2 separate regions of the Homo sapiens genome follow, and region 2 is linked to region 1. The links are chromatin loops, found by intact Hi-C in ENCODE. Cell type or tissue: PC-3. All regions are shown on one strand.

The links. Peaks named below come from ENCODE experiments on the same cell type or tissue, not always from the same donor. Only the 100,000 strongest peaks of a DNase experiment are listed, where the experiment ranks them.
Region 2: it touches region 1 in a loop (9-fold over the local background); 1 of 110 quality-filtered maps calls a loop at or near these places.

What each region holds. Positions count from the first base shown.
Region 1 is chr5:77,866,255-77,868,754 of GRCh38, forward strand. No RefSeq gene overlaps it. Among named protein-coding and RNA genes, the nearest start is that of TBCA, 91 kb to the left of the region's middle. In PC-3, a CTCF peak has its summit at 1,111; no DNase peak of the experiment used is centred here.
Region 2 is chr5:77,952,026-77,954,525 of GRCh38, forward strand. The region is part of intron 1 of LOC101929154 (a long non-coding RNA gene); the gene reads left to right. Among named protein-coding and RNA genes, the nearest start is that of TBCA, 180 kb to the left of the region's middle. In PC-3, no CTCF peak of the experiment used is centred here; a DNase peak (open chromatin) is centred at 976.

The sequences.
Region 1 (2,500 bases):
GGAGACGGAGCAGGAGTGGGGCGGGTGGGAGGGAGGCAGGGTGGATATGGGCGGGCCTGAGGACTAAGCAAGGGCATGGATGTGGATGCCAGCAGCTGGCAGAGTGCCCAGCATGTGGTAGCCACTGGGTGGGCATCAGCTCCCTGTCTTCCTCTTGCCTCCCACTCAGCCCCAAAGGAGTGGAGCCAGGGTGGCTGCATGTGGCCATGCAGGTTGGGCACTGTGAGCCTCAGGGGCACCATTCACGTGGACAGCAGTGGAACCCCCTGGAGTTCCAAAAAAGGTGGCCCTGCCCTGCACTCTCTTGCTTTGTTAGGACTTCTAGATACGAGGCATCCGACTGCTGCCCTGGAGGGAGGGCAAAGGTATCCTGTGCTCTGTGGATTACCCACTATGGTTCAGGCAAGCCCAGTCCTACTTTCATGAAATGTATGGTTCTGTTGGGGAGGTGGCCAAGGAGCCAGGTCATTACAATGCAGTATATGGCCGCAGGAGGACAAGGGCTATGAGAGCACATGGGAAGGCAATGACCCAGCCATGGAGGAGGTGAGGTGGGGGGTCTCCATAAGCTTCCCTAGGTGCAAAGATGTCCAAGGGAGCCATTATGTAAAAACACCTTACAATAGGCCCTTCTATGATATATTGCTTCCCAATCTGGGTGTCTTATAAGCAGACCAGATCTGGACAGGTAGTTTTTGAGGACAGAAAAGTCCAAGGTTTCTTTAGTCTCCAACTTCCATTATCCAAATGAACAGTGGCGGCCACAGCCCATCAGTAAGGACATTCCACATTTCACACTCTGAAGTGACAATGGAATACGTGCTTCAGAGTTCAAGGAGAAAGGACAACTTTGCAAAGTAACTGTCCTTAGTGGCAGAGGGGTTAGAAAGTCTACAATTTAAGAATTTGTCGCAAAAGCAATCACATCACTGAGATATTCAAACAATCCAGTCAGGCTTCTTCTCTTCCTATTATCTGAACTTTTTTTTTTTTTTTTTTTTTTTGGGTAGCCAAATAAGAATAAATATCACCAGTAGGGGGAATAGATGTCTAAAAAACAAACTCAAAAATGTTTTTCTTACATGAAAGTGGCTGTGCACAGTACTAAATGATTTCCATATCAATATTTCTTTGTTTATGGTTTGCTTTAAATGCCTTTCACAAAGATCATACAAGAAAACAAAAATGTTAAATACATAAAATGCACTTTTTAAGGGCATTTTGGCAATAGAGCCTATTCAACAATAAAATTTAACATTCCAGACCCATATTTCACTGCCTTAAATAATGCTGCAATTCTTATCACAGCCTCCAGGCACAACCCGTGGCTATAATACACAGAAAGGAATCCCCGAATGTCACCAAGGACTAGAGCTCCAACTCTTGGGGGAGAGCCCCCAAAATCTGTTTTGAAGCTAGAAAAATTAGTTCAATCTATATCAGTATGAGTATTCTGTTTAAATATATAAACAGGTATTCATATATTTACCACTTGTGCAGATAATTTAGACAGTGTTTGTTGTTATGAGGAATTGCTTGGATTATGTTCTCATTTTAAAGTTTTTAGTCTTTTTTTCCATGATCTAACATGCCATAAACACAGCCCAGGTCCTGCCCATGTCTTCTCTTGATATGCCGTCCAGGCCAGTGGTTTATGATATTAGAACATAACCCCACCCCTGGCACCTAATGGTGAATATGCCAGACAGGTATTCACACAGAGAGGGGCACTAAGAGGGGAGGTTGCTAGAGTTCACTGTGGGGGTGTGTGGCCGGCTACGCATGTGTTTGTGTGTGTGCATGTGTGTGTGTGATTACTGCCCAGTGTGGCTGACACATCCTGTGCCCACAGCCACCAGCAGATGCCACCAGATTGCTCCCGAAATAATCAGTTATACATGCCAAACTTAATGAGCAGAAGATAAATCAGAGGTGGGATTAGAATTCCAGGCCCTGAGAGAACGGCCCTCCTGTTTGGGTTAAGAGAACAATTCCACAGGGGCAGCAGCCTGGCACCTGGCTGAGTCCACTTCAGCTGGTCCCATCCCAAAGCCCTGGCTCACTTCCTGTGTGCTCTCTCAGGGCCTGCAGGCCGGAAGAGGCAGGAGTCCCAACACTCCTTCATTTATTTCTCTATTTAGGACGAGTTCTCCCATGCACAGGGAGGAATTCACAGAGATTGAGCAGGAAAATCAGTTTAATTACAAGAGAAACCAGGAAGAATGAGGCAAAAATAAGGTCAGCTTAAAGGTTTAGAGATGTTCAAGGGGCAGGCGGGATGGTGGTGATTTGCGGGGAGGCAGCACGGTTCTGCTCGGCTTAAAATTGGTGCCAGTGAAAAGACCAGGGAGAACTTTCCACAAACCTGGCTGCACTCACCTTTCTCTGGGCAGAGGCTTCTCCTTTCTAGGCCTGGAGAAAATCCTGCCTTGAAATCCCAAGCTCTTTTTGCCGCAACCGCCTGGTTCTCCGTCCCGCTGAGGGCCACAGAAGCACGTTT
Region 2 (2,500 bases), 86 kb after region 1:
AAAGCAAAAGACAAGTCATCTCTAAATTGCCTCTTTGGTTGTGTATGTTGTCTTCCAGAAAGATATGTAATTAAATGATAAATGATATTGTGGTCTGCAATATTTCTGTTTGCCCTGGTAATAAATCATCAGGACATGGAAATGTCCTAGGTTTTGTGACCAGACCCACAGTCTTTTCTGCTGCAGATGGCAGAACTAAGCACACTGGCTTAACTTGCTAAAGAAAACATTTTGGATGCCCAGGTTCCCTTGAATGAGGTTTCTGGGGATCGGCTGAATCAGGGCCTAATTTCTCCCGGAGCTCTGAAGTCATCGTAAGCTGGAACAATGACAGCAATCCCAGCCACCTACAGAGAAAACCTGATAATACTATAAAGTCCGGGATTGATTTTTAGGAAGACTCTTGGTGTTTCCAGGGGCCACAGCAAAAATATGACTGTGTTAGTCATGCATTCGTGGGATTAGAGCTGCCTCAGGCAGGGACTCAGATTATGGATGAGGCCAACCTCAAAAAGACCCTGGCCAATTATTTTTATTTCTGGAGCAAGGAACATTTGAAAACTTATAATTTATTCAATTATGGAACCGGGTTGCCCTATAACCTGCTTTACATCACCCAGAATGATTTCTGAGCTTGACAAGGGTAACTCTTTGTCAAAAACTTCAGTGGTGAGAGAAAACAGAATTACATTTTATGGTTTGAGTGTTTCCATTCAAAGGCTGAGAAGCACTGCATATGCTAAACAAGGTCAGCTTTTCCTATTCCTCTCTTATAAGGAATTCTTAGCAACTCTGAAAAATCATCATGTATTTATTCATCAAACATTGATGCAACCTAAGGCTGAAGGAATTTACTTCGGTAACTGATCTGTAGTCACCCAGTGGTTTGGTGAGACATTCTGTGCTACAACTTATATATTCCGAGTCCAATATTTTACATCCTGAAAATATGCCAGCTCTGTCTCTTAAGCTTCATTGTCTCAAGATCATTTCCTGTTGCTAAGTTTCCAAGAGTCTGCCCTTCGCTTACTCCAGAAACATCCTGTGCTTTATGCAGAAAGAAGTCAGTAAGAGCAGTCACACTATCCTTCCTGCTTTGGAAAAGCCCCAGGTCTCTCTGTTTACCTTCTCTTGTCTTCCTGAATGAGAGAAAAGCCTTGGGATATTGTGATGTCATTTTATTTTAATTTTTTTTTTTTTTTTTGAGACAGAGTCTCATCTGTCACCCAGGCTGGCGTACAGTGGTGCGATCTCAGCTCACTGCAGCCTCCGCCTCCTGGGTTCCAGCGATTCTCCTGCCTCAGCCTCCCGAGTAGCTGGGATTACAGGCTCCCACCACCATGCCCAGCTAATTTCTTTGTATTTTTAGTAGAAACGGGGTTTCATCATGTTGGCCAGGCTGGTCTTGAATTCCTGACCTCAGGTGATCCATCTGCCTCAGCCTTCCAAAGTGCTAGGATTACAGGCATGACTGCGCCCAGCATGTGGTGTCATTTTATATTGCTCAAATTTATATAGTCTTAAACAGACACAGAATGTTATATAGTGACATGACCTTGGACTGTGAAAATGACATAATGACTCCTATCTCATGGTATTGTTGTGAAGCATAATAATGTAAGTATACACTGCCTGGCATATACTAGATGCCCAATAAATGATAGCCACCATTATTATCAATTTTCTAAAAGATAAAGGATATTTGCAGAGAAGATGTTCTATAAAATACTCAGCATAAGAGGGTAGAAAAGCATGTATGAATTGTAAATGAAACTTTAGCTTAGACTTCCTTGGGCTGTGGACAAGCATCTCTAGGCTGTAGCCACTCACCTGGGTCCTGAAGAAAGTTCCAGGGGGAGACGAACAGAAGTAAAGTAAAGGGCTTCTTTTTTTTTTTTGAGACGGAGTTTCACTCTGTCGCCCAGGCTGCAGTGCAATGACGTGATCTCGGCTCACTGCAACCTCTGCTTCCCGGATTCAAGTGATTCTCCTGCCTCAGCCTCCTGAGTAGCTGGGATTACAGGCACAAGCCACCATGCCTGGCTAATTTTTTTTTTTTTTTTTTTTTAATAGAGACGGGTTTTTGCCATGTTGCCTAGTCTGGTCTCGAACTCCTGAACCCAGGTGATCAGCCTGCCTCAGCCTCCCGAAGTACTGGGATTACAGGCATGAGCCACTGTGCCCGGCCTATAAAGGGCTTCTAATGAGGAGGTGATTTCCCCAACTGTCCCAGCGCCCTCCAAAACCAAAAATGAATCCAAGCGCCCTCTCTACCACCCTTTCCTACCCCCTCACCCTGTTCTTGAGCAGAACTGAAGACACAGACTTTAGTCTGGGCTCCCTAAACCAAAATGTTCCAAATCACAACTTCAGGGCTTTCTAAATTGGCAGCTCAAGACCCCGTTGCCCCCCATACACTTCTGACTTATGTAGATGTTTGATGATTCTTTAAAAAGTGAGCTGCTAAGTTCACATGACAGTTCTACCTCCTTTCTATGGT